3 separate regions of the Homo sapiens genome follow, and all the other regions are linked to region 1. Evidence: chromatin loops called from intact Hi-C (ENCODE). Cell type or tissue: heart left ventricle. All regions are shown on one strand.

What was found. A loop is a pair of places that touch in the nucleus more often than their neighbours do. Peaks named below come from ENCODE experiments on the same cell type or tissue, not always from the same donor. Only the 100,000 strongest peaks of a DNase experiment are listed, where the experiment ranks them.
Region 2: it touches region 1 in a loop (6-fold over the local background); 6 of 110 quality-filtered maps call a loop at or near these places.
Region 3: a loop joins it to region 1, with 5 times the contacts of the local background. A loop is called at or near these places in 17 of 110 quality-filtered maps.

What each region holds. Positions count from the first base shown.
Region 1 is chr12:92,240,814-92,248,813 of GRCh38, reverse strand. No RefSeq gene overlaps it. Among named protein-coding and RNA genes, the nearest start is that of BTG1-DT, 99 kb to the right of the region's middle. In heart left ventricle, a CTCF peak has its summit at 4,532; no DNase peak of the experiment used is centred here; H3K27ac peaks cover 1,291 bases.
Region 2 is chr12:91,378,825-91,386,824 of GRCh38, reverse strand. The region is part of intron 4 of LOC105369896 (a long non-coding RNA gene); the gene reads left to right. Among named protein-coding and RNA genes, the nearest start is that of LINC02823, 56 kb to the right of the region's middle. RefSeq lists enhancers at 4,268-5,099, 5,100-5,933. In heart left ventricle, a CTCF peak has its summit at 4,614 (motif pointing left); a DNase peak (open chromatin) is centred at 4,624; H3K4me3 peaks cover 1,131 bases; H3K27ac peaks cover 992 bases.
Region 3 is chr12:91,807,522-91,815,521 of GRCh38, reverse strand. No RefSeq gene overlaps it. Among named protein-coding and RNA genes, the nearest start is that of LINC02404, 64 kb to the left of the region's middle. In heart left ventricle, a CTCF peak has its summit at 3,626 (motif pointing left); a DNase peak (open chromatin) is centred at 3,621.

The DNA of each region.
Region 1 (8,000 bases):
AAAAACATGACTTTTCTGCAAAATACACCTGTCCAGAGAAAAGAAAAAGTGCAAAGACATAAAAATTCATCTTCTAGCACTCTGAATTCTCTGATCAGTTGTCTCTTTTCTCATAGCCGTTTTCTCCCATCACTACATTTCTGAGACTCCAATCGGGGAATTATAATTCTGGAAAGTGATGGAATGAGCTAAGCTCCACAGATGCTGAGACAGCCCGTTTACTATTATATTTCAAAGGCAACAATCCCAAACTGATGCCTGTGGAGATTCATTTTTATTTGGATAACACAGAACTTGAGATGAATGAAATGATAGCAGTACAAGTGCTATTGAGAACTACCATATAAATAAGTAGCTTACACAGCCAGACACAGGGATAAACAAAGGAACACGTCCACTGACATTCAAATCTCATTATGGTATTAATGTAATCTTCCTGGGTATGGGTGAAATAATTTATGTAAATGTGAATGGAGGAACAGAAAAACAAACCACCAAATACAAATTTTCAACAATGTGTCATCCAACAATATATGCACAACAATAAATACTAAGAATACCTGATTCTTATGGCAACTTTTCACCCGATGCCTTTATTTGAGCAACTAGACAATCTAATGACCTACTCATCTCATCAGATCATGGTGCAACTGACCTCATTCAGCACAACCAATTGTTCATAATTGGGTTTTGTGAACTGTGCTCAGTGTTAGGTGCTTTCTATTGAAAGTGTCTTCGTGATTCTTGGCAAGTCCTATCCATTTCAGCTTTTCATTTCTTCCAGTTAAGTGACCATGCTCAAGAGCTTCAGAATCTTTACAACGTGAAAGAAGATGGAGTATTGCCATTACCATGTATAAGAACAGACGCTCCACTCTGGTTGGGGATCTCTCTGCTCTAAGATGCAGGGGTTGAAATGGACTCCCTGGCTATGGATGAGTGAGTGTGCATTTAATTGACATGGGAGAGTTTGGTTATTATTTAAAGCAGCTGATCCCAAATACTGGCCCCCACACTAGTTTGGCTCTGTGATCAGATTCTCACCCATCTACCGTGAAAGAGGAGAGATAAGATTAAAACAGTGAAGTTTTAATAAATCTGAATTGTTTTATTCTAAGATTTTACTTTTTGGTGTCATTTGTGTAAAATGATGGGGTTAGTAGATGGAAATATTTTCGTTTTGAAGCCCCTAGGTGGATAAATTAAAGACTGACAACTGTATGTCAGCTCTACAAGTACTTAAACTTTGCTGGTCTATAAAATCCAAAGGACTGAGGCATGTTGGTAATATAAGTTATTCTTTGGATGAACAAACAAAAGTCTTCTAATAAAAATCCTCTAACAAGATTAGAGAACTATTAGTTGGTGCAAAAGTAATTACGATTTTTGCCATTGAAGTGATGGCAAAAACCACAAAAACTTTTGCACCAACCTAATATATTTCACGGATTAATCCCAGATTAAGTAAATATCTAATTATAAAGAGCAGAACAATAAAACTATTGGAAAAAATAAATATGAAAATATTATCACCAGGCTGGAAAAAAACTAAGCATGGCAGGGACACCAGAAGACACAATGGGAAAAAAAATTATAAAAGAATAGATTTTACTCTAAGGGTTGCAGTTTTCCGAATATTCATTACTGAAGATCCTTTAGTTTCAGCAGAAGTCTAAGTGGTCATAATATAAAAATGCTCACTAATAAATATTAAGCCCTCTACTTCTGTGATTAATACCTATTTTAACTCATTGTGTTAATGAATTAATGATGGTCTAATGTTGGAAATAGTGAATAAACAATGCAATTTAAATTTCATATAAGTTTTACTTGTGAGGTTACAATTCTCATAAATATCTCAGGATGTCACCAAGTTGATAGCAGTGATCGTGGAGAATTGTTTTTATCATTGACAAAGTCACCAACAAATGATCAGACAGTTAACAACTGCTATACGGGACCTTAGACAAAAGAATAAAGCCCTCTCATATTATTGCAAAACATGTAGCAATGATTATACTGGGAAAGCATTTATATTGTGTCAGTCTTTTTAAAGTGCTGCAATACAAATTTGATCTATATCTTATTCATTGTCAAACTAAAATAGTTGCATTTGCATGTTTTAACAATTAACTAAGTTTTAGAATTAAACTTAATATAAGACAAAATCAACTTAATTCCTTGTTTTCCATTTTATTTTACAAGGTAAAGAGTAAATGCATTGAAAAATAGATTTATTATGACATTTTGGTCCATTTTAAAAGCAGACTTACTTAAAATAGAATTCTTGTATCAGTTCTCCTTGGATAATTGAGACCACCTGTTTTTGAAAACACACACACACACACACACACACACACACACGAAGGAGAAAGACAGACTAGGAAAAAGTGCTTGTAACATCCTCTACTGATAAAGGGTTGTCATCTTCTATATAAAAATAACATATACTAATTAATATGTTAAAGATTAATATCAGGTATAAATACTAATGAATACTATAAATTCAGAGGCAATTCTCAGAAAAGGAAATATAAATGATCAATAAAGTAATGAAGAAATTACCAATTTCACTAGTTATCAGGGGAAAGTAAATTAATTCAAGTAGTAAGCTAACAGTTTCACCCATCAACCTGGCAAATATGGCCGGGCACAGTGGCTCACGCCTGTAATCCCAGCACTTTGGGAGGCCGAGGCGAGTGGATCATAAGGTCAGGAGTTCAAGACTAGCCTGGCCAAGATGGTGAAACCCCATCTCTACTAGAAATACAAAAATTAGCCGGGTGTGGTGGCAGGCACCTGTAACCCTAGCTACTCAGCCTGCTCAGCAGGCTGACGCAGGAGAATTGCTTGAACCTGAAAGGTGGAGGTTGCAGTGAGCTGAGATCACACCACTGGACTCCTGCCTGGGTGACAATGTAAGACTCCATCTCAAAAAAAAAAAAAAAAGGGAATATGTATTTACATATATTTGATTCTTAATATATAAAATATGAATATATACTAAATTTAAATATTTATAATTATAATTAAATATTTATATAGTTAATATATAAAATATAAATGTATGTTATATAGTGGCAAATAGATTTAAATATACTATATTTTAAATATATATGTTATATATTTTTAAAATATGTATTAGCCAATTTGATGGGTGGATAATTGTATATATCTCCAGTTTTGGTAGGAGAGTTAGGAAATAGATATTCTTATTGAAATGTAAATTAAATACCTTTTTGTTTCAGTAATTTGTAATCTATATTAAAATCTTAAGTAAACATACTCCTTGACCTAACTATTCCACATCTAGGAATCTATTTTGTACAATACTAGCAAGGATACAGAAAAGCATGCATACAGGATGCTCATTGTAGCATTATGTGTGGTGGCAAATAAAAGCACTTACTAGAAAATATCAATAAATTGTGGTGCATCATACAAAAGAATATCAAGCAGTCATTAAAAAAATAAAATGTAATCTGGAAACAAGTCTAACATATATTAAGTGACAAAAAGCCAAGAGTAAATGAATTTGTTCAATATCACTTCATTCTTGTAGATATATGTTTGATGCGCGGGTGCACACACACACACATTCACACACATCTATTTTGCTTTTTAAATCATGCATTATATTCATCAGTTCTTAACAGTGATGATCTTTAGGAGGTAAGGTGGTTAGAAAGAGGTGATTCTCACCTGGTTTATATATTTTTTTAATGATGGAATCATAAGTGAGCTTTTTTTGTGTTTCTTTCCCAGTATTTGAAATACAAATGAATAAATGACACCAGTAACTAAAAAAGGTCTTGGATCATTTTTGAGGTGGCAGACAATATCCAAGGTGAGCACCATGGCTGAGAATGCGCTTATAGCCACGATGCACAGAAATGCACACCTGAACACACATTCTCTCACATTCAGTTCAAGTCCCTTCACCTGAGACCCAGGGAACCACCAAGGTCTATGCATAGAATCCAAGAGATCTATCAATGTGGATGAAAAAAAAATTACATCTGCATTTTTATTAACCTCTAATTGAAATTTGTCAGTTTCTTTAACTAAGAAGAAAGGCAACAAGCCCCAGAAGTGGCAGCTGTACCTGTGACTTTGTCACCAGCAGAAATCACAGATTTATTTATATCTTATTACAATTGTTACAGACATCTCAAAATATTGTTTATGAACTGCTGTAGTCTGAAAATAACAGTGGTTTTAGGCCCTCCGCTAGAGCTTGTTCTTCAACACAGTGATAAAGAAGCTCTGAAATTTTTAAGTATTTTGATAGCTGTACCTGAGCAGTTGCCTTCTTTTGTCATCCTGTTTTTACAAAATTTTATGCATTTAAACATTATTTAGAAAAGGAATTCATAGGATTCACTAGACCACTCGGAGTGGTTATGGCACAAACATAACAAAGTTAAAAACCATTTATTGGGCTTTGGGAGAAAAACATCGGAATGCAGTAAACATGGTACTAGGTTGTAAATTAAAAGCTTGCAGCTTACTCTTTACATCCTGCCTGAAGATGGCCTTGAAGCCTTTTGAAAGCTTCTGCTCTGTAACAGGCACTTTTCCAGGAGCTGAGAACATAATGTTCAGTGAGGAAACAAGATTCCTGCTCCCATGGAGCTGAAATCTGCAGGAACAGTGGCAGGAGGGGAAACTGAAAATAAACAGGAGAGCAGATAAATAATTACAGCTAGACGTAAGTTCTCTGAAGAAAATAAAAGCTCATGGACAGGCATTTGGATTCTTTTCTAAGAGCATCAGGAAGGCATTGGATGTTTTAAGCAGGGTGGAAAATTGATTATGAGAAGAAAAATAATGGTGATTTGGAATATGGAGATGGAATAATGGAAATAGAGAAAAGTGGAAGAAATGAGTTATATTTGGTGGCTGACCAATGGTTTTCTCATTCCACTTAAGGAATAGGGGATTCATTCTAGAGATTCTAAAACCTATGTCCCCAAATCACTAATATATTCTGTAAATTTGACTACATGATAACTAAACAATTTCCATTAAAACATGAATCAAACTGGTTACTTGACATGATATAGAGATGCAATAGTATGGTTACTTAGAAGCTTAAGATGATAATTACAAGTCCTGTGGGAGATTAAAACCATATTCTGTTTGCAGACACAAAGAAAAATGAAACAAAATCAGCTTCTGTGAAAAGAATATGTTGACAGAGCATGCCATTTCAAGCCACCAGAAAAAAACAGGAATCGTATCATATTCAAAAGATTATGGAAAAATGTCTTGGGACAGAGCAGTGTTTTTCTTTCTTTTTTTCTTTTTTTGAGATAGACCCTCACTCTGTTGCCCAGGCTTGGGTGCAGTGGCGTGATGTAAGCTCACTGCAACCTCCACCTCCCAAGTTCATGCGATTCTCCTGCCTCAGCCTCCCAAGTAGCTGAGAGCACAGGCGTGTGCCACCATGCCTGGCTAATTTTTGTATTTTCAGTAGAGATGGGGTTTCGCCATTTTAGCCAGGCTGGTTTTGAACTTCTGACCTCAGGTGATCCATCTGCCTCAGCCTCCCAAAGTGCTGGGATTACAAGTGTGAGCCACTGCGCCCGGCCTGGAGCAGTGTTTTCAAGAGACGTGCAGGACCACACTTGCAAGATGGAGGCCTGCTAGTCAGTTCTCTGCAATGCCAAGGAGCTTTCATAATGAGGAGCCTCTGAGCTCAGTGACACAGAGTTCTCATCAGCAACAGCTGTGTGATTATTGCTGAAGCCTGGAAGCCTCCACAGCTTTGGCAGAAAGCCTTGTGTAAGAATATTGCTGAAAGTATCCCCAGGGATATGATATGTCACAATTATGTTGCTGCTTTTGTTGTTACTGTTGTCAGTTCTATGGCTACCATTTACTGAGCACCTACTCTGTGACCTGCAGTTTGCTAAGAACTTTATGTATAGTAAGTTATTCAATCCTCAGATAAGCTCACCAGTTAAGTGCTATTGTATGATGAGTTCAGAGAGTTTAAGCATTAAGCCCAGCACTGTCCAATAAAACTCTCTACAATGCTGGAACAGTTCTATATCTGTACTGCCCAATATGGTAACCACTTAGCCACGTAAGTTATTGAGCTCCTGACTTGTAGGAAGAGCAAATGAAGTGAATTTTTATTTACTTTTAGTTTATATAAATACAAATTTAAATAACCACATGTGGTTAGTGGCTACCATATTGGATAGCCCAAGTTCATATGGCTAGCAAAGATCAGAAGTAAGGATCCAATCCCAAAAATTATCTGGCTCCAAAATCATGCTTTAAAGATTAAAATACCAGGATGGGCATGGCGACTCACACCTTTAATCCCAGCGGTTTGACAGGCTGAGGTGGGAGGATGGTTTGAACTAAGGAGTTTGAGACCAGCCTGGACAACAAAGTGAGACTGCGCCTCTACAAAAAAACTTTAAAAAAAACAAAAAAAAGCCAGGCCTCGTGGTGCACACCTGTGTTCCCAGCTACAGTGGAGGCTGAGGCAGGAGGATCATGTGAACCTGGGAAGTCGAGGTTGCAGTGAACCATAATAGCACCACTGCACTCCAGCTTGAGTGACAGAGCAAGACTATCTCAAAAAAACAAAGCAAAAAAAAAAAACAAAACAAAAAGGTTAGTACTAGTTGTGGTGGTGCACCCTATCATGTTTGCATCATTAGAGCTTCCCAGTTACTGTGCTTACAACTCCTTTCTTGTCTGTAAGCCTAGAAGAGCATTGAATGCTCTATTTGTGTAGGCAGTGCTGCAAATTCTATTTGTGTAGGCAGTGCTGTCTACTATGGACATTTTGGTATTAGAACTCCCTGGTAATGGCCAGTGAGCTAACCAAATGTGGAGGGAAGAAGCAAAGCTAACAGAAAACTATTGGTGCTAGATATTTTTGATTTGTCCCTCCAGATTCACTCTCCATTGTTCTCTACTCTGTTCTGGGCTCAGGGAGCTGATACTCTATGGACTGCTTCCTTGCCCCCTGGCTTCTGGTTGGGTCCAGCCAGTGAAGGGTTCTAGTGGGAACTTGAAAGGTAAGAGGAAAGAGAGCTTCAGGTCTTTGTTCCCCCAGCTCTCTCCCTGAAGGGGCCATAGCTTAGCGATGACTACATAATTTTATTTGAAAACACAGCTTCCAGTGAATGACTCTCTCTGCAGCTGCAGGTCTCACTATATTCTAGGAACTGTTCCCTCTCTTTCCCCTTCAGCCAGAACCAGTAACGGCTTCCCACTTTTGCCAACCCTGGGGTGCTTTACTGACTACTGACGGTTTCCCTTAACCCTGCTTACACTTTTGTAAATGATTTTACTAAACTCTCTTCTGCCACCCTTTTTGAGTGTGCCATTTGTTCTTGCTAGGGACTCTGTTGGATACACTATTTGATGAATTTAAAGAATAAGAATTATTTGCTCATTTATGAACTAATAATAAAGAGAAATGATATGGTATTTCATAAAGTAGTTATCACATATTCTTAGCCACAAAAAAATGCAGCAAATTGCAAATTGTACACAGCAGGTCCTCATATGATATCATTTTGTTCAACATTGTTTTGTTATAATGTTGATGAGGAAAAAAAGAAAATCCTGGCTGGGCCACTGTCAATGTGGAGTTTCCCTATTCTCCCCAGGCCTGGGTGGGTTTTCTCTTGGGACTTTGGTTTCCTTCCACATCCCAAAGTTGTGTACTTTAGATTAACTGGCATGTCTAAATGACCCCAGTCTGAGTGAGTGTGAGTATGCATGTGACTGCACCCTGCAACTGAATGGCATGTTGTCCAGGGTTCGTTCCTCCCTCACACCCTGAGCCACCAGGACAGGCTCTGGCCACCCAAGACCCTGACCTGGAATCAGAGGGTTGGAAAATGGATAAATAAATGAATACAAATTATTTTATTTACTTCAATTTTTAGTATTATAAGGGTTTTGAGTGTTTATATAGAAACTTGGTGATGTTGTTGTGACCAGAAATATGCCATAGGAACTTAACT
Region 2 (8,000 bases), 860 kb after region 1:
TATGGCTGTAGTATAAGAAACATAAAAGAACAAATAAACCTAAAAACCTGACCGATGTATCAGGGAAGACAAGGCTGTTTGCCCTTAATTTAAGAAAGGAGTTTGAGGAGAAATAAGTAAAAGACTGCACAAGAAATATTGGAACCTGCATCTGTAGCTACATTAAGCCAAATGAGGGGAGGGGAGGGGTTGATGTAATGAATTCTTTACAGCTTAATTAATTTTAAAAAAATACTTCATCAAAACAATTTTACACGTAGGCAAATAACTGGTGAATGTCTTACTCCTACTGATTTGCTTTCAATGTGGACATACCTCTAATTTGTATTTCACATTAATCCCTAAAATCAAGCCTTTCTGCACCAGCATGCCTCCCCCACTGCCACCACTCCCATGCCCCACCTGATTTTACTCTCACTTTATTTCACAATGGTTGTGCGTATGCTGTTTCTTCTGTTTTGGACTCTCTTACTTCTTGATCTGATCCTTAACTGCTCTTCAAATTCCAACGTAAGTATCTTTTATCTGTCAAGCTTTCATTAGACTGCACAAAGGCTCACCTAAAATCCTTCTAGTGTTTTGCATATAGGTCCATCATCAGCAGACAACGATGATACTGGCACCTGGTGCACAAGCATCCCCTAGTCCTATCCCTGCAATGAAGCATGTGCTTGTCTGTCTCCTCCAGTAGACCAGAGGCCTCTCAAAAGCAATCATAATTTGATTGCTTTTCAGTACTTCTACCATTTAGTACAGGACCTGACAGAAGGGCAGGGCTGGGGATGGACAGAAACTTGAGCTCAACTCAAGTATAAGTTCTGTTTAATGGTGTGGGTGCCAAGAAGACTTGTGGAGAAGGATTCTGATGTGTAGCCTGTTCTGAGAGGGAAAGAGTTCCATGATCAATTAGCGATGTCGGCTATGGGAGTAGGAAACTGGGAATGGCAGTACCTATCCCACACATTTGCTCTTTTATCACAGGCATTCTGTAATTGTTTGTTGAGAGAACAAATACATTAGCAAACTTGAAGTAATGTTTCTTGCAATGTATATAACAATATTAAGTAAAATATTCTTTACTTCATTTCATAGCCTCTGATCTCAAGGATCACAAAACACATTGAGTATTTTTTATGTCACTGATCACTCCCTTTTAGTTTTGAATGTAGGTATTCATTTCTCTTAGAAGGGAATTTGAGACCCATAATCCATAAACAGATCATGCATATGCATAAAACAAATGTGATCTCCATGGTACCAAATATACAGGGTATCTGTTTTCTTCAGTAACTTGATTCAGTGGTTTTACATAGCCTTAAGATTACATGGTCAGTCAGAAGTAGGGCTTGGATGTCTGACTATTTTCCCCATAAACAGAAGGACAATATAATTTATAGTCCATACTTGGGACACCTTTGAGAGTGAATGGGGTGCTATTAATTATGTTGTAACAAGAGATGTAAACAAAAAACATTCTGGGACATGTGCGACGTATAGTCACCCTACTCTATAGAACTGTGACTCTAATTCTCCTATAGGCTACATTAAGTTGTTTGCTTAATATACACCCAAAACTGTAATTCCAATTGATTTCCTGTGGTTTCTTGGGTCACTGTATTGAGAAAGATATTAAGGCCGCTTCCAGATGTCACAGAAAAGGGTGCTGTGTTTCACTGGTGATGCCTGGTGGCTGACAAATGTGAATGAAAGGACAATGGTAGGAGTGCCCCTCACTTATGATTCCTGATCTAGAACTGAGAATCCACAGCTGTTTGCACTTCTACACTAGGTTCCTAGGAAGTAGTTATTTCCTCAATATTGACTCCTCCTCCATTTTGGTGCTTCAGTTCCCTTTGTGAGGATCTGGATTTCATATGACTTAGGCCATTCATAACCAAGATTTGCTGCTAACTTTCTAGACTTTATAAATTTGCTACTTACCATTTCCAGTTCTAGCTGTGCTACTCAGGATTCTTGATTTCTTGTCTATCCATACCGTCACAATTATAGACTTTTTTGTAAAATCACTTCCACCTAATTTTGGAATTACTGGGCTTCCAGTCCTCATGACCATACCCTTTACCTAGTGCATGGCTACGGGATCTTGTCTTTTATATAGCTTGGCTTCCATTTTTTAGCTTCCTAGCTATGACCAATTTCTCCCTGGCACCTGTAACTAGCAAAATCCTAAGTCCTTACATAACAGTTAATCTCAAAATCTAGTTTCCAAGCCAGTGCTCTCTCAAAGGTCTGTTGTTCTGTTTCCAAAATTAGCAATGAAACATGATGCAGGTATTTCTGATAAGAGGAGGATTTCATAATAAAATTACTCAGAAAAGTATCTCAATTATCAATTTTGTTTCAGCACAGAAGACAGAGCCTGAATGATCTTTGCCAAGTCCCTCAACTTAGTGTTTACAAAACTTCAAAATGTTTACTTAATATAATAATGACAAATCCCAGAGAGTTTTGTGAAGAATAACATAAAAGTCAGAAGGGCTTGCTTTGTTAATGCTAATTAACCCATTTGTGCCTGAAGCTGCAATTTTTTGAATTTTTGCAATCAGATCTTGGTGATGACCTTGAGCAGCAGGATATAAATAACTCCCAGATGCTTAGCGTTCCAATAATGGAACACTAGGCATAAATGGATCAGGACACCTGTCCTAATTCCATTATAGGATTGTACTGAGGAACGAATGCAGTGATAAATAACACAGTTGTTAGAAAATATAAACTATGGTCTTTTGTATAATGCAAATCTCAGATATGTTAGAAATGGCTTTTGTATTATTTATCTTAATCTAACGTAGTTTTAACTCCAAGACTCAATTCTACCATATTGCCAAGAATTCCTCTAGCCTTTTCAAAATAGCACCAGAGACTGGGAGCCTTAAATCTTCATGAAAATAGGGAAGAAGCTGATGTTCTGGCTAACATGGTCACTTCTGATTTTTTCACTATCCAGAAGATCCCCTTGACATCTGGCAGTTCTCAAGTGCTTGTGTACCAGTCTCAGGTGGGAATCTTTGGTCATGTTTGGAACGAACCCAGCTGTGGTCCCATCTCCTGGTAGCCATCTCTCACTTCTGCGGGCTCCTGACATCTAATATTCAACTCTGGAGTCATCCTGCCTTCTCCCACATTCATCTGAGGACCAGGGCTGTGGTTCCACTGCCCTAGGGCCTATGACCAATGAGCCTCTCTCCTCTGGGGGAAGACTCTCCACCCCTGGCTTCTACAAATTCTTCCTTGTCTTCTTTACTGCATGGGCAGGTGGGACAGGATGATTTCTTTCCATTTCCCCATCTCTTCTTCTCTCACTGGGCATCCTGATGGTGGCACAGGGGCAGCTAGGTGTCAGGGCTGGGACTTGAGCAACTCAATAGCTGACAGGCTCAGGGAGATAGGGAAATACATCACTGACAGCCTCGGCCTCTTCCTCTACAATCACCTCATTCTATTTCCAAACTCAATGCTGGACTCCCTCTCATGGGTTGTTGCACATTTGGTGATGAATTTCTTTAACTGGCTCTAGGCCAGGATGATAAAGCAAAGACTATAAAACACACAGAATTACTGCAAAGAAACAGAACCCACATTCTTTCCAGATATTGCATGTTGAAAACTACATATCCGTAGTCATCTGGAGATTTCGTTGTTTAGGAATACAATTCCTAGGTGGATTTTTCTTTTTCTTTTATTATTATAATTATTATTGTCAAAGGAAACTATTATAAACTGAATGCAATAGAAAAAAAAGGGTCTACTACCACTTTTAGTTTCTGTAGTATTGGTTAATGAATATGATACTCCTCTCTACAGCCCCTCTCCCCAACATCCATGTTTTATGGCAAAAGATTATAGGCTCATAAATGCAGCTGGGGCCAATAATTGATGAATGCAATATTTTATGACAGATTATGCATTTCCTTAGACAGGTAACTGTTACAGAAATATTGCTTCTTGATTATAACCAATCAGATAATAAAAATATGTTTCAGTTTTACTGAGATGTTTGATTTTCTTAGGTCTTGTTGTGCCACACCAGGAATAAAGCTTAATTAAGGATTCATTTACTAATTGTTTATCATAAAAGCTATATTCAAGGGAAAAAGTTACATTGAATCCATAGTTTTCTGGGAGGAGAACATGGGAACAGTCTGTTTGTGACCTGTATTTCTCTGCCAACTTCAGGACTTGGTAACCTATACAGGTTTCCTATGTGAGAGGTTAAAGTGTGGGTCCTTCTGTTTCCTAAAAAGGAAGCCTATAAAGCACCACATCATCTTTTAATTATTTTCCATACAATAAAGCCAGTTTAAGGCCATGAAATGGCCTATGAGCTCCTATGTGTTATGTAACATTTTCAGTGGTTACTGTAGCAACATTTTGTCCTTTATGGCATTTCATTTCCATATAAAGTAATCTGCATTGTTATGGGATGCTTTGTCCCATAGTGATGACCATAAACCATGCTCAAGGGTCTCAAACACTGACTCCCCACTCCCTTTTGTTCTACCTGAAAGGCGCCTACTAAGCTTCTTCTTTTAGTGACTATTAAAGGGGGAAGGATGCCCTGAAGAGGTTCGTCCGCTGTCCAACAGCGACCCCTAGAGGCACAATGCCTTGAAAGTGGCCAAAACCTCCAAAACTTCAATGCTTTTCTCCAATCAAGTGCTGCTGTAATTTGCTTACCTTGAGAACTATCACAGCATTAATCAAGACCTGCCTTTACTCTGAAAACATGGGCTGCTTTTGGTGCCCAAAAACGAAAGCCCAAAGTTTCGGGAGCTTTACTACCTACTATCTACTACACATACATTTGTTTTCTCTTTGTGAGATTTAAGGGAACCGTGGAAGAATTGCTTTTTATTCATCATCAAATAAGCATAATAACAAATTTGGGCATAGTCAAGATACAACGCCTTTGATGGCTTTTCGTTAGTTTTTTGTTTTTGTTTTGTTTTGTTTTTCGCTTGAAAAATAAGTTAAAATCTCAGGAAGAAAGAAAGAAAATCCTAGCGCTTTTTCTTTTCTGAGCTTGCAACTGTTTGTAGCTCAGGCACCCGGATGATTCATCCCATGAAAGCCTTGAGCGCTCCATTTGTTTTGTAGATTTCACTACTCCCTTTGTTCCGCTTCAAACCTTTCAGAGGGCTGAAATGCATTATTACCTTGTTAAAGCTCAACCAAAATCATTTCTACAGCCTGAAGCTGTTTTGACGTGGGTTGAGTATCTCACACAAAAGAATTGCTTTTGTTCCCAGAAGCTCTTATTGGCTGAGTGGCCTTTGCTCTGAGCCAATCAGAAGCTAGTTGTTAGGCTTGGCTGGCTATTTTTAGCCCAACACGCAAAAACACTTGGTCTTGGAGGGGGTCGGCTGGAGAGTGAAAGGCCCTGTAGTAAAAGCCAACAGCTAAATGCATTTTGGATGTCAAGGCGCGTTTGACATTTTCTCTTTAATTCCTCATACGCTGTTACATTAGCATGTGTTTTTCGTAAACAACAAACTTAGAGCTGCATTTCCCAGTCCTGAATTATCCATTTAGTAAAGAGACAGAAAGGCTAAGAAACAGCATTCCCCTTTTATCCAAAAGCAACGCACGGTAGTATCTAGTTATTTCATAACGCAAAAAAAAAAAAGTCAGTTACCGTATTGAGAATACTAAGGTGTTTTTGCCAAAGAATTTTTATGAATTTTCATCTTGAGTTAGAAATTTTCAATGCCTTGCTCATAATGAATTATAGAGTCCTAAAATAATCTTTTCCTCTTGCCCTTTAAATATGTATATAATTACACGAACGAGTATACACATGATGTGTAGCAATTAAAATAATAAATGCTGAGTGTGTTTCATGCATTGAGAAAAAGCATTCTTTTGAGCATGTTCTTCCATTTAAGCCATTACTCAGAGGGCACAAGAAGTATTTTTCCCAAATGCGCTTCAAGAGACAGGGCATTAAAACACACAATTTGTTAATTATCCGATATTATCAGGAAATGAAAGTTGCCAAACGGGAAAAGCCAGGCTCTTAAACTTTGATTTTCCCTCAGCAGTCTATTCAACTGGGCTTATATAAGGAGGAGACAAGCTGAACCCAAATTTTACAACACAAAGCAATTTTTATTGGCAGCAAGGGAGACCCCTTCCTGAAAAAGAAAGAAAAAACCCAAATCTATGTCTAATTCTTAAAATATGTTTCAGGTTGTAGATTTTAGCAATATTTATTATTCAAGCTTGGGAATATGACCTCATTTGCCATGGTTGTTTGCTTATTTTAAGAAAAATGCCTTTCTACTTCTTGTTGCAAGCCATCAGGCAACCATTTAAACATGCAAGCAAAAAGTCTGGATCATGGGCATATTTAAAAATCTGGAAGACTTCAATAAGTTGTAAAGATTTACGATTCCATCGTGGGCTTGCAGAAGGGGTTTGCTGTGGCCTTCTGTGAGCAAGGGCGGCCTAGTATATGGTGGGCATAGGCCAAAGAACTTACCAAAAATTCTACCAGAGTGAAGGGAGCACAAATAGTTTTGGGGGAAAACTTTCCTTGTCTTAAGCAATACCGTATACAGTGTTTAGAAGGAATGTCACCTAGGTTTCAGAAGGTGAATTTGAAAGGCTGAAATAAAGTACTTTAGAAAGAGGTATCTTTTTCTTTCCAACATCAATTTGATGCACACAGGGACAGATTTTGAGAAGCTCTGTAATTGCTCCCAGGAGTTGAGTTAGGTTGAGGTAGTCAACCAGCTGCTAACAATTTAGTTTAATATGCAGTCTTAGTAAATTAAAGGAATCTGATAAATTGAGACCCAGCATGATTCTTATTTGTTTGCTATGGCATAACATGTTGAACGCCAGCAGAAATTAACCCATTGAAATTTTTCTACTCAAGGCCCCCATTTTATTTTCTCACTTTCCTGTGTCAGATGTTTTTGCTCCAGACTTGGTCATCTGAGCAATTCCTTAGTTTTATGCTTATCTACTTAAAAAATATATATATAACAATAATACAAATTCTAGAATCATGCTTATTTTCAGTTTTCTCTCTGTGTTTGTATTTAAACTCCTTGAAGGTAAAAATAAATAAATAAATGAGTCTGTTACTCCTCTTGTGTGTTAACCTTTCTACTTCACATGTAGATCATCTTAAACATGCTTGATGTAGATTTTGTTTTCTGTGGGAGCTGAGACACTTGTGGGAGGAGAAATGTGCAATTTTGTACTTGGCTACATCCCCAGAGGAGTGGTGACCAGAAAAGGGAAAGACAGCTTGCCAGATACCTAAAGGATAAATGAGATATTGAGCTACTGGAAACACCAAAATTTACCATTGATTCTTTCTACACACTAAACTGTTACTTGTGATAGTAGTTGTAAAAAACTGCATGTTTATTAACCGAAAGGTGATTGTTCTAACATTCACTGGGAAAGAGTGAAATGGTTGGAATAACACTTTAGCACTCATACCTAAAGATTTGCAAAGCCAAAATGCCAGGCAAAATTAAAACAGGCTAAATTCATATGTACAAAAGAGCTGTAATTCTTTTATGATGAAATAGATATTTTCTTAGAAGCAACAGTTTCCTGTGTTCTGTAAAGTAAGCCAAGTCAGTAATGGGTAACTCTGGCATCTCCTGCTCTCCTCTCACCTCATGGATGCCAGGCTTTCGAGTTGTATTTCAATTCTCCCTTACATTGTGGCCTCTTTGCCTCACTCCCAAATTCCTCATACCTCTTCCAAACTTGCAGTTAGGAGTGAATATAGGATCCTCCTCCTCCTCCTCTTTCTCTCTCTGTCTTTAGATTAAACTGAAAACATGGCAGCTTTTTCCAAAATTATTCATTCTTTGTCAGGTGTGTGTGTATGTGTCTTATTGTGCCATTGAAAATAAGAATGTGGAGGGTGCCTTACTATGCCATAGAACAATTTATTGTGTTTCTGGGTTGCCATCTTTTCAATCTGATTAATTTATGGTCCCATAGAGAATCTC
Region 3 (8,000 bases), 430 kb after region 1:
AAGAGAATCCTAAGAATAGACACATTTATAGATTTGGAATATTAACATGGATGTAAAAATGGAGGCAAAACTGATTTCTTCCATAGTGGAGATGGGGAAACAATTGAACGGCCACTGTAGAGAACTTAAATGTCTAGAGACAAGACTTATTTTTGCACTGCTATCAGTTATCTACAACTTATAGAATTGCAAAATAAATTCCATAGAATCAAAGCTTTAAAATGGGAGAGAGCTGTGCTAGAGACTGTGTATTTTTACACTGAAGCACAAACACAAGGTTTCTCTACATAGTAGTGGTGGTGGTAGTTATTTCTGGATCACAAGTAACACGTGTGGTAAACTTCCTAGAAACAGGTTAAATTCTATAAGACTTGAAAAATAATAAAGTATATATATTATTCAAATGATCAAATGGTGCTGATGGAAAAAATGCTGTCCTGGCATTAAACAAACCTGGGTTCTAGTTCCATCATTTTACCATTTATCAGGTGATTGACGTTGGGCAAGTCATTTAACCTCTCCAAGTTTTGCTGTCCTCATCTGTGAAATTAGGCACCGGAACAAATGTTTTCTAAAGTGTCCTTCTGGACTCACATCTGTAGACCAAAAGGATGACTGTTAATGTGAATTTTGATGTAATGTCTCCTATGGATAATCTACCCATGGATAGTCGAGACTGGGCTACAAATGAGCAAAGCGATCAGGGTTGCTGGCTTCAACAATTTCAGCAAACGACAAGTCATTAGGGCTTTTGAAATGTCACCCATTTTACTCTGTATATTTAATGAAATGCTAATGTAATTTTGCTAAACATGCGTACTTATCATTATACATGATGGATTAGAGATATGAGTTTTCAATAGTAGTAAACTGTTGTAGAAATAGTAATTAAGCACTACAATTATGGGAACACCTACTACCTTTTATATTAGAAAGTCATTTTTTTTCCCAGCTGGTGTCAGTTAAAGTACTAAGAGACTGCAAATATGAGGAAAAAGTTTGTGTTAAAAGTATGGTTTAAGAACATTTAACTCAAACTCTGCTTATATCATGCCAATATTGGTGGGCAATGCCCACTCTGTGGCACTGCGGGCACTGTGTAGAACTTTTGTATGTGATTCCCTCAAGTCTGTGAGATCACCTGGGATATGTGAGTAAATGTTAGACCAGAAGTCATTTGCTTTTGTAAAACAGTTATTTATAATAAAATATAATTTTAATAAAATATTTATTGTAAAATTTAGAGTATCATTTATTATAAAATATACAGGAAACTGCAAAAAAAGTGTGAGCTTAGTGAATTATTAAACATCTATATCTCTCTGATGAAGAGAGAGACTTTTGATTGTGAACCAAGCGATCCTTCAGGTATCCTATCTCAATCAAGGCACTCTTTTTCCTTCATAAAAGACATTATTATTTTGTACTTTAATCATTTTCTTTCATTTCTTTACAGTTTTATCACCCAAATGTGCACCTTTAAACATTAAAGATTAGTTTTGCCTGCTTTCATTTATTTATTTTAGAGTATGTGGGGGGCGGTTCTTGCTATGTTGCCCAAGCTGGTCTCCAACTCATGGCCTCAAGTGATCCTCCCACCTCAGCCTTCTGAGTCACTGGGATTACAAGCTTGAGCTACATGCCTGGCTCTGCTTTTGATTAATGTGTCATTTAAGTCTCTTTCATCTAAACATCCTTCCTCATCTTCATTTCTTTGCAAACTTTTTTGCAATTTGTTAGTTGTAGAACATAGGTCATTTGATCCACAGAACGTCCTGTAGTCTGGGTTTCTTGTAAATCGGTAGTTACATAGCTTGATAATGTTCCAGTTCTTTTTGGGGAGATGGGGAGAAATACAAAGGAAGTGATGTGTTCCTCCAACAAGGGGCATGTAATGGCCGGTCACCTCTGTTTTTGTGATGTGGATAGTTGTTAGAACTTCTATGCTCAGATCCATACATCTACTGGGGATGTTTTGGGCTTGATTTTCTATTTCAAGACCATTTGAAGTGCCTATATAAATCACTAATATATTGAAATTATATGTCCTTGTTATGTTATCATGTTGGTATGTTTAGATATGTTTATTTCTTTAACATTACCTAATGTAGGTTAGCCTTGCTATCTCCATCCCACTCTATAACTCTATGGAGACTCCATGTGATTTGAATGATACTGGGAGAAGACAACTTAAAAGTGCTGAAAATGGATCTTTAAATTGATTTCCCATGTTTAAAGATGACCATGAACATTCATAAATCTTCCCCCCAAAACAATCTCTTTCAACATATCAAATTCGGACAATGAATTTTGATCCAAATTGTTGGAGGAAAAAAATCAAGTTTCTTATTGTAGTGAGTACTACCTGGATTTGATTCAACAACTTTCCTGAGCACTTACTTTGTACAAGGGAGAGGCCAAAATTAACCACACTGGTATCTTTGAGTTTGGAATCTTCTCAGTTGAGAGCACTATATACCACAAAATATAAATCTGACGAAAACACATTTACCTTGAGCTATTTTTAACAGGATTTTCAGGGACTCAGGCCTAATTCAGTATCAGAAATGTTGGACTCTATACTTATTGAGAAAAAAAAAAAAGAAACCTTTCTTGCCTTCTGATCTCAAGTATGAAGGTATTGTATGGAACTAAGGCTCCTTCCAGATCTAAGATAATGTGACTCTAAGACAGGCTTCCTCAACCTTGGTACTACTGATAATTTGAGCAGGATAATTCTGTGTTTGGAGGTTGTGCTGCACATTGTTTAGCAGTACCCCTGGCCTCTACCCACTAGATGCCAACAGCACCCTCCTTCCAAGTTGTAGCAACCAAATATGTTGCCAAACATTGCCAGATATCCCCTGAGGCAGGATACTGTTTGACAGTCACTACTCGAAGTCCTTAAGGCACAGATGCACTTGGAGGAAAGAAGGAATCTGCCTGTAGTTTGCATGTAAAGCACTTATTTCAGCAGTGGTCCAACACGACAATATTCTACCTTGGGGGAAATAAGTGTAGCTATGTGTACATACATTCATTTCTATATAATTTTTAATGTCCCCAAATTCTTATAATGCAGTCATAAGGTGATATGTTAATGACAAGGATATGTTCCGAGAAATGTGTTGTTAGGTGATTTCATCATTGGGTGAACAACACAGATTGTACTTACACAAACCTACATGGTCTATCTACTACACACCTAGACTATATGGTATAGCTTATTGCTCCTAGGCCACAAACCTATGAATAAATAAATAGTTAAAATATATTTCTAAAAGCTAAGAACTTTAAAAAAACTATCCCCAGTACAATTTATCTAATAAAAATGAATAGTAATTTCTTAAAATTGTAGAATATCCAGTTACTGTTGAAAGAAAATGACGATTTGAATTCAGTTAGTGAATGAAAATGTATTGAATCTAAATTCGTGGGCTACACTATATTTTACCGGCAGAATGACATTAAGCAGCTATAGTGCTGTCATTTAAACAAAGATTCCAGTTTCTGGAAGACAATATTTTTTATATTCTAGTAATCCACACAATTGTTTTCTTGACAAAATAAGGGGGATCTCTTAGGCAGGAGTTTGTTCTGGTTTTTCATTCTCTTGGTGGCCCCCTGGTGGCCAGATGGATTTTACAAGCGGCTCTTAGCTGAGCGTGTAAAAAGTGTGTGTGTGTGTGTGTGTGTACTTTTGAAAGGAGGGGAAGAGATTTTGAGAGGGTATGATGGAGTGAATGCTAATGTACTTCTTTCTCAATAAACACAAATACTCTTAAATCCATTAGAAGCTGTTAGATTAACCATGATCTTGGCTGTAGCTCTGTAGCTAGCAAGAGATTTTGATTAAATGCAGCCTGGTACAGAAACCTGATGAACATGACTTGAGTCTTTGGTAAGCCAACTCTCTAGGTCAATTTGGATTTTAGTTTCCTATTTTAAAAAATAGGAAATCATAATAAGTGAGCTGTCAGTCCTTCAGCATCCTCCTGACTGTTAAACAATTTTATGAAATAGAAACTCTCTCATCAATTGCTCCCTAAGAAGGAAAATGTGACATAGATATTTCAGTTAAGGTATGCTCAACTTAAAATATTTGGAGACAAATGAACACATTTTATCTTTTGATAAAAAATTTTCATTACATTTTTTTCAAAATTTAAATTTGTAGCTATTTATTCATTTGAAAATATTTTACAGAAAGCCTACAATAGACAATCTATTCTACTACACATTGGAGTGCAGATGACAAGAGGAGCTAAGAATAGAAAAAAACATGTGTAATCTGTCTTAAAAGCACCCATAATTTGTAGATGACAAGCTTAGAGAAAAGTGGTCCACTTTGAAAAAAATTAAAGTTGACAAAATAAATGAATTATGAAGTAGTTATTTGGACCATAGCAGAAAAGTAACAGTCATGCTGCCATAGGGATAATGTGTCTAAAATAAATCAATTATATATGAGTGCACACACACATATTTGCAACCTGGGTTCTTTACTGATTTTGAGTACAAATTAACAGTGGGAGTTATATTGGCTGAGTTAGGTGCTTTGTGTTTATGATCTCATTTAATTGTTACAATAGTGCTATGAGAGAAGCATTGTTATTATTTTCATTTTTCACCCAAAGCCCAGGAAATTTGCTCAAAGGAAAACAGCCATTACGAGATAAAATTGGGGTTTGCCTTCTTAGCTTGGGCTCTCCCCTACTCAGCTGTATGGTTTTACTTTCTGCACATCTCCAAGTTGGACTGTTATGGTGCTCAGGTCAAGAACCACTGTCCTAGAGGCAAGTCGGATCACAGAAGCCTACAGTTTCACTTTCTTTAGTCCCAGGGTAGTGAAACAGCAAGGCACAAAAGAGTTTCTACTTTTTTAAGATTTTTTTTCAACTTTTAAGTTCAGGGGTACGTGTGCAGGATGTGCAGGTTTGTTACAAGGTAAACATGTGCCATGGTAGTTTGCTGCATAGATTATCCCATCACCAAGGTATTAAGCCCAGCATCCATTTGCTATTCTTCTGGATGCTCTCCATCCTCCCACCCACTACCCTCTGACAGGCCCCAGAGTGTGTTACCCTCCATGTGTCCATGTGTTTTCATCATTCAGCTCCCACTTACAAGTGAGAACATGCAGTATTTTATTTTTTGTTCCTGCTTTAGTTTGTTAAGGATAATGGCATCCAGCTCCAACTATGTCCCTGAAAACGACATGATCTTGTTCCTGTTTATGGCTGCATAGTGTTCCATGGTGTATACATACCACATTTTTTTAAATCCAGTCTATCATTTATGGGCATTTAGGTTGATTCCATGTCTTTGCTATTGTGAATAGTGCTGCAATGAATATCTGTGTGCATGTGTCTTTATAATAGATTTATATTCCTTTGGGTATATAACCAGTAATGGGATTGCTGGGTCAAATGGTATTTCTGCCCATATGTCTTGAGGAATAGTCACATTGTCTTCCACAATGGTTGAACTAATTTACACTCCCACCAACAGTGTCAAAGTGTTCCTTTCTCTCCACAACCTCGCTACCATCTGTTGTTTTTGACTTTTAAATAATAGTCATCTGACTGGTGTGAGATGGTATCTCACTGTGGTTTTGATTTGCATTTCTTTAATAATTAGTAATGTTGAGCTTTTTTCATGTTTGTTGACTGCATGTATGTTTTCTTTTGAGAAATGTCTGTTCATGTCCTTTGCCCACTTTTTAATGGGGTTGTTTGTTTACTGCTTGTTAATTTAAGTGTTCCTTATAGACACTGGATATTAGACCTTTCTCAGATGGACAGATTGCAAAAATTTTTGCCCATTCTGTAGGTTTTCTGTTTACTCTGATGATGATTTTTTTTATTACTGTGCAGAAGCTCTTTAGTTTGATTAGATTCCATTTTCCAATTTTTGCTTTTGTTGCAATTGCTTTTGGCATCTTCATCATAAAATCTTTGCCCATGCCTGTGTCCTGAATGGTATTGCACAGGTTTTCTTCTAGGGTTTTTATAGTTTTGGGTTTTACATTTAAGCCTTTAATACATCCCAAGTTGATTTTTGTACATGGTATAAGGAGGGGGTCCAGTTTCAATTTTCTGCATATGGTTAGCCAGTTATCCCAGCACCATGTATTAAATAGGGAATCCTTTCCTCATTGCTTGTTTTTGTCAGGTTTGTTGAAGATAAGATGCTTGTAGGTGTGCAGTCTTATTTCTGAGTTCTCTATTCTGTTCCATTTGTCTATGTGTCTGTTTTTGTACCAGTACCATGCTGTTTTGGTTACTGTAACCCTGTAGCATAGTTTGAAGTCAAGTAGTGTGATGCCTGCAGCTGTGTTCTTTTTGCTTAGGATTGTTTTGGCTATACAGGCTCTTTTTTGGTTCCATATAAATTTTAAAAGAGTTTTTTTTTTCTAATTCTGTAAAGAATGTCAATGGTGGTTTAATGGGATTAGCATTGAATCTATAAATTGCTTTGGGCACTATGGCCATTTTCATGATATTAATTCTTCCTATCCATGAGCATGGAATGTTTTGTCATTTGTTTTTGTCATCTCTGATTTCTTTGAGCAGTGGTTTGTAGTTCACCTTGAAGGGGTCCTTCACTTCCCTTGTTAGCTCTATTCCTAGGTATTTTATTCTTTTTGTGGCAATTGTGAATGGGAGTTCATTCATGATGTGGCTCTCGGCTTGCCTGTTATTAGTATGTAGGAATGCTGGTGATTTTTGCACATTGATTTAGTATCCTGAGACTTTGCTGAAGTTGTTTATTAGCTTAAGAAGCTTTTGGGCTGAAATTATGGGGTTCTCTAGATATAGGATCATGTCACCTGCAAACAAAGATTGTTTGACTTCCTCTCTTCCTATTTGAATACACTTTATTTCTTTCTTCTCCCTGATTGCCCTGACCAGAACTTCCAATACTATGTTGAATAGCAGTGGTGAGAGAAGGCTTCCTTGTCTTATGCTGGTTTTCAAGGGAAATGCTTCCAGCTTTTGCCTATTCAATATGATGTTGGCTGTGGGTTTGCCATATACAGTTCTTATTATTTTGAAGTATATTCCTTCAATACCTGGTTTACTGAGAGTTTTTAACATGAAGGGATGTTGGATTTCATTGAAGGTCTTTTCTGAATCTATGGAGATAATCATGTGGTTTTTGTCTTTAGTTCAGTTTACGTGATGAATCACATTTACTGATTTGTGTATGTTGAACCAAATTTGCATCTTGGGGATGAAGCCTACTTGATCCTGGTGAATAAGCTTTTTGATGTGCTGCTGGATTTAGTTTGCCAGTATTTTGTTGAGGATTTTTGCATTGATCTTCATCAAGGATATTGGCCTGAAGTTTTATTTTTCTGTTGTATGTCTGCCAGGTTTTGGTATCAGGGTGATGCTGGCCTCATAGAATGAGTTAGGAAGGATTCCCTCCTTTTCAATTTTTTGGAATAATTTCAGTAGGAAATGACATCGACTCTTCTTTGTACCTCTGGTAGAATTCAGTTGTGAATCTGCCTTGTCTGTCCTGGGCTTTTTTTTTTTTTTGGTTGGTAGGCTATTTATTAACTGCCTCAATTTCAGAACTTGTTATTACTGGCCTATTCAGGGATTCAACTTCCTCTAGTTCAGTCTTGGGAGAGTGTATGTGTCCATTTCTTCTAGATTTTCTGGTTTATGTGCATAGAGGTATCTTTAGTGTTCTCTGACAGTTGTATGTATTTCTGTGCGGTCAGTGGTGATATCCTTGTTATCATTTCTGATTGTGTTTACTTGAATCTTCTCTCTTTTCTTACTTATTTGTCTAGCTAGTGGTGTATCTATTTTATTAATTTTTTTCAAAAAGCCAGCTTCTGGATTTGTTGACCTTTTGAATTTTTTTTTTTTTTTATGTCTACATTTCCTTTGGTTCAGCTCTGATTTGGGTTAGTTCTTGTCTTCTAGCTTTGGGATTTGTTTGCTCTTGGTTCTCTAGTTCTTTTAGTTGTAATCTTATGTTGT